2 separate regions of the Homo sapiens genome follow, and region 1 is linked to region 2. A link is an interaction called in ENCODE POLR2A ChIA-PET data of the cell type or tissue named here. Cell type or tissue: A673. All regions are shown on one strand. Each heading gives the region's core, and the rest is flanking DNA. Links, peaks and the distances in the headings are about the cores only.

Region 1 (2,909 bases), core at 167-2,666, 700 kb after region 2:
CTTCAGGGCCTTGGCCAGATCCTTGAGGTCGATGCGACTTAGACATACATAGTCAAGGAGGAGGCACAAACAAAATGTTTAAGTTCTCAGAGCTTCATGTTCTTTCACTGAACAATGAAGAAAAATCCATTTTCCCATAGTGATTGGAAGATAAAAGGAGATAATGGGCAAGAAAGCAAATTACATAATAATGACATTCACGTCTATACACTTTACTGACACAATCATGGGGATGGGTGACCACCTTCTCCTCCTCTCGCTGGGTTAAAGGAAAGAGCTCTTGACTTTGATCTCTTGGATAGAGGAAGGGGAGCATGAGGAATGGGGTGGTTCCTAGAGTTGCTGCTCACACCGACCTCTGTCCCAGCCTCTGGACCTGGTAGTCTTGGGGGACTTGAATATCCTAAGAGGCCACAATAGGGAGGGGAGAAGGGAGTGTAGCCAATTCCTAGACATTCAAAATAGTAAGGTTCTCCAATATATAGAGTTGAGCATCCTTAACATCACATCTGATGTGCTGGGAGGGTGAAATGGAATGGGACTCTTCCTGAAATTCTGAGAGGTATTAGGAGAAGGGTGCTCCAAGACACAGGCCTCAGACTGTTTAACAGGAAAGCCTGGAAGGCTTGAAGAGTCCAAGCCCACTCCCCAAGGCAAGCAAAGCACAGGCTTTTGACTACCAGAAAACAACTCCCCTAGACCAACCCCAGGGAAGGGCCCATCTCACTGCTTCTAACTCTGCCCACAAAGATTGGTTGAGCACCTATTATATGCAAGAGTTACTCCTCCAGAAAACAATGGGCAGATGGAAGGAAGGAAATTAATTGCAATAAAGTTGGGAACCCACAGCAGTGTCAAATGCACCCTCCAATTCCACTCTAGCCGCCAAACCCTTATGTAGGGATTTGGAGGGGACCTAGGCTTCCTGGGATTGAGATCTAGCCCTGTTAGTTCCCCGGCCAGGAGCAAACAGTACATTGGGCCAAATCAGGGAAAATTTTTCAATAAAAAAGGTGGAATAACTAGCCATTATCATTTTGCACAAAATCAATCCTACAAAAACAGTTGAGAAACTCAAGGGAAGAGCACAGAGAACAGGGATCTCACACATGAACAAACCCAGCAAACACACCTGCAGACATTCCAGTGTGCAAACACAAATTCATGCATGTACACACAGTGAACTCACAAACGTCCAATTGTGTATCTAATTAGAGAAGAAAATCAGTTGCACAATACTCACGGGTACAGGAATACACAAAAAACTGGTAGGAACTTAGGTGCACCAATATCTGCACATTATTGTATATGCACACAAGTATGTGTGGGCACCTGCCCGTCTAGCTGCACACGTGTGGGTATATACATACATATTGCCGAAGAGAGAAAAAATGTGGGAGTGGAATTTACAATTTAAAAAAATCCTGGACAAAGATAATACCTCCTGAGAAGGAAACTTCCCTTCCTCCCCTTAACCTCTTAAGATCTGAGAGCAGCTCCTGCTCTGGAAGGATGGGCCCCAGTGTTAGCAGCAAGAGGCCAGACATTTCCTTCTGGGAACCCAGGGTGTCCTGAGGGCCCTGGGGGCTTCTATGTGCGCCCCCCTTGGTGAGGAAGAAAGTTAGGCTTTGTTGGGATGCCTAAGGGAACCCTCTTTGGTTTAGGGCCCAGATACGGCAGACGTGCGCCCACCTCGGGTTCAAGGCCCAAGCAGCCACTCCGAACAGCTTTCCCAGCATTTGGGCCTCCTCTCCTCCGGCATTGCGGGCCCAGGAGATCCGAGCCCCGCGAGGCTCCGCAGGCCGCCCCCGGACCTGCTGCTTCGCCAACAGAAGCCCTCCCGCAAACGAAGTGCAGTGAGTCCAGGCGGCCAAGAGGCCAGGCCAAAGTGCCCCTCGCCCAAGCGGGCTGTCGGGGAGGGAGGAAGGCAGGCCCCCTTCTATCTCTGGATAAAAAAAATCTGCAGCAAAACCTGCACCAGGGGAAATAAAAGAAAGAAAGAAAAAGAAAAGTGCAGGTTGGAGTGAAAAGCAGTTTGTACAGGAGGAGGCCGCCACTGGGCTGGGCCTGGACCGGTGCGGGGAGCTGCCCCGCAGCCCAGGCAGCGTTTCCGAAGCCAGGACTGTGGTTGTCGGCCTTTGAGTTCCCTTGAACGCAATCGGAGACCAGGCGTGTCCCGCCAGACCCTTCAGACCCAGGCTAAACCCAAATCTGGGTCGCGCTTCCCCTTCGCCCTGCATTCGTTGTGCGGTGATCGCAAGGCCCGGCCGGCTCCCCGCCCGGCGTGCGCAGGGGCGCTGGGGCGCTGTGTGCCCGGACCCACGTCCTTCCCGAGCCCGCAAACAGGAGAGCCGCCAGCGCTCGTGAGCACAGTGTACACTTTATTTCAGACTACAGGTTTCTGAACATAATAAAATCTTTGGCTTGTAGCGGCGGTTCAGTCTCGCAGTCTGTGGGGTCGTATTTCTCAACAAGTCTCCGGAAAACGAAAGGGGGGCAGAACAGACAGACCGACAGAAGGGACCCGGGAGGTGGGGGAGAAGAGGTGGGCAGACACGAAAGGAAACACACTCTCGCACACAAAGAAAAGTCCCAGAGAAACCAGGGCCGGCGATGCGGGTCGGGAGGCACCGGAGAAGCAATGACATTCAAATGAAAAAGGCAACGAAAACGAAACTGGGCGGGGGCAGCGAGGCGGTGGGGGAGGGGATAAAATAATTATAATAATTATAATAATTATAACAATAATAATAAAGGAGATTAATAAAAATGTCCAGCAAATAGAGATCGCTACACGTATGTGTTTTCCTTACCTGAAATTAAATATATACAAGGTCGTAAGCGGTTTGGCTAGATAGAGCTTTAAGGAGTTCGCAGTTTCGTCCCTTATACTGGGAATAGAGAATGGA
Region 2 (2,909 bases), core at 181-2,680:
GTCTTTTCACATAGTCCCATATTTCTTGGAGGCTTTGCTCATTTCTTTTTATTCTTTTTTCTCTAGACTTCCCTTCTCGCTTCATTTCATTCATTTCATCTTCCATCGCTGATACCCTTTCTTCCAGTTGATCGCATCGGCTCCTGAGGCTTCTGCATTCTTCACGTAGTTCTCGAGCCTTGGTTTTCAGCTCCATCAGCTACTTTAAGCACTTCTCTGTATTGGTTATTCTAGTTATACATTCTTCTAAATTTTTTTCAAAGTTTTCAACTTCTTTGCCTTTGGTTTGAATGTCCTCCCGTAGCTCAGAGTAATTTGATCGTCTGAAGCCTTCTTCTCTCAGCTCGTCAAAGTCATTCTCCATCCAGCTTTGTTCCGTTGCTGGTGAGGAACTGCGTTCCTTTGGAGGAGGAGAGGCGCTCTGCTTTTTAGAGTTTCCAGTTTTTCTGTTCTGTTTTTTCCCCATCTTTGTGGTTTTTATCTACTTTTGGTCTTTGATGATGGTGATGTGCAGATGGGTTTTTCCTGTGGATGTCCTTTCTGTTTGTTAGTTTTCCTTCTAACAGAGAGGACCCTCAGCTGCAGGTCTGTTGGAATACCCTGCCGTGTGAGGTGTCAGTGTGCCCCTGCTGGGGGGTGCCTCCCAGTTAGGCTGCTCGGGGGTCAGGGGTCAGGGACCCACTTGAGGAGGCAGTCTGCCCCTTCTCAGATCTCCAGCTGCGTGCTGGGAGAACCACTGCTCTCTTCAAAGCTGTCAGACAGGGACATTTAAGTCTGCAGAGGTTACTGCTGTCTTTTTGTTTGTCTGTGCCCTGCCCCCAGAGGTGGAGCCTACAGAGGCAGGCAGGCCTCCTTGAGCTGTGGTGGGCTCCACCCAGTTCGAGCTTCCTGGCTGCTTTGTTTACCTAATCAAGCCTGGGCAATGGCGGGCGCCCCTCCCCCAGCCTCGCTGCCGCCTTGCAGTTTGATCTCAGACTGCTGTGCTAGCAATCAGCGAGACTCCGTGGGCGTAGGACCCTCCGAGCCAGGTGCGGGATATGATCTCGTGGTGCACCGTTTTTTTAAGCCCGTCGGAAACGCGCAGTATTCGGGTGGGAGTGACCCGATTTTCCAGGTGCCGTCCGTCACCCGTTTCTTTGACTCAGACAGGGAACTCCCTGACCCCTTGCGCTTCCCAAGTGAGGCAATGCCTCGCCCTGCTTGGGCTCGCGCATGGTGCGCTCACCCACTGACCTGCACCCACTGTCTGGCACTCCCTAGTGAGATGAACCCGGTACCTCAGATGGAAATGCTGAAATCACCCGTCTTCTTCGTTGCTCACGCTGGGAGCTGTAGACAGGAGCTGTTCATATTCGGCCATCTTGGCTCCTCCCCGCACCAATAGGTAATTTTTTAACCCTCACCTCTCTCTCCCTCCCCCAATTTGGAGTCCCCAGTGTCTATTTTTTTTTTTTTTTTTGAGATGGAGTCTCGCTCTGTTGGGCAGGCTGCAATGCAGTGATCTCAGCTCACTGCAACCTCCGCCTCCCAGCTTCAAGTGATTCTCCTGCCTTAGCCTCCTGAGTAGCTGGGATTACAGGCACCTGCCACCACTGCTGGCTAATTTTTATATTTTTAGGAGAGATGGGGTTTCACCATGTTGGCCAGGCTGGTCTCCAACTCCTGACCTCAAGTGATCTGCCTGCCTCAGCCTCCCAAAATGCTGGTATTACAGGTAGTGTCTATTATTTTAGTCTTTATGTCCTCGTGTACCCATTGTTTAGCTCCCACTTACAAGTGAGAATACGCGGTATCTGATATTCTGTTTCTGAGTTTGTTCACTTAGAATAATGGCCCCCAGCTCCATCCACATTGGTTCAAAAGACATGATTTCATTCTTTTTATGGCTGCATAGTATTCTATGGTGTACATACACCACATTGTCTTTATCTAATTATCTGTTGCCGATTAGGTTGATTCCATGGTTTTGCTATTGTGACTAGTGCTGCAATAAACATGAGTACAGGTGTATTTTTGATATAATAATTTATCTTCCTTTGGTATTCTATTTATATAATAATGCTCTTGTACAAATTTTATTTCCATGAGTTTTGATTCTTTCCATATTTTCTTGTAGAAGAAAGAACATACATCTCTCTGACTATATTCCAAATATCATCCAGCTCTGTAGAAATTTTATTAATTTCTCAGACTTGTTCTCCTTAAGACAATCTTCTTGAAACTCAGTAGTTTTCTATAATTGCTTTCAAGACTTTTAGTAGACTTCCTATCCAGGGAATTCTTTTCATCAACATTCTGGTTGGCTGTACACTTTTCTATAATTCATAGTTCTGTCTTTCTTGGTTTTTGCCAATTTTTCCCTCCCACCTCCTTTTGAGGGAGTACATCCTCAGGAAATTTATATATATGTAAATAGATTCTATGTATATAGATAGATCGATAGATAGATATAGATATATATAGATATAGATAGATATAGATATACATATAGATTTTTTTTTTTTTGAGACAGGATCTTGTTTTGTCACCCAGGCTGGAGTGCAGTGGCACAATCTCGGCTCACTGCAGCCTCAACCTCTCAGGCCCAAGCAATCCTCCTACCTCGGCCTCTTAAGTAGCTAGGACTACAGGCATGCACCACTGTGTCCAGCTGATTTTCTTATTTTTTGTAGAAACGGGGGTCTCACTATATTGCCCAGGCTTGTCTTGAACCCTTGGGCTCAAGTGATTGTCCCATCTTGGCCCTCCAAGGTGCTGGGATTATAGGCGTGAGCTATCATGCCTAGCCCAGGTAAATTCTTTAGAAAATGTATGGGTGAGGTAAATATTCTGAACCCTTGATTGTCTGAAAATTATGGTTTTTTTTCTTATTTTATGGTTCTTTCTCTGTTTCTTTCTTTCTTTCTCTG

The links. Peaks named below come from ENCODE experiments on the same cell type or tissue, not always from the same donor. Only the 100,000 strongest peaks of a DNase experiment are listed, where the experiment ranks them.
Region 1: POLR2A ChIA-PET joins it to region 2 with 5 read pairs; 2 of 35 experiments call an interaction of 5 or more read pairs at or near these places.

The regions. Positions count from the first base shown.
Region 1 is chr2:118,839,810-118,842,718 of GRCh38, forward strand. It overlaps EN1 (engrailed homeobox 1), which reads right to left. Exons shown (of 2, transcript NM_001426.4): 2 at 2,362-2,909. Among named protein-coding and RNA genes, the nearest start is that of LINC01956, 5.1 kb to the left of the region's middle. RefSeq lists an enhancer at 2,434-2,909. In A673, for the core only: no CTCF peak of the experiment used is centred there; no DNase peak of the experiment used is centred there; H3K27me3 peaks cover 384 bases.
Region 2 is chr2:118,141,647-118,144,555 of GRCh38, forward strand. It overlaps LOC124907879 (a long non-coding RNA gene), which reads right to left and starts at 1,383. Exons shown (of 2, transcript XR_007087211.1): 1 at 1,278-1,383. RefSeq lists an enhancer at 491-1,164. In A673, for the core only: no CTCF peak of the experiment used is centred there; no DNase peak of the experiment used is centred there; H3K4me3 peaks cover 483 bases.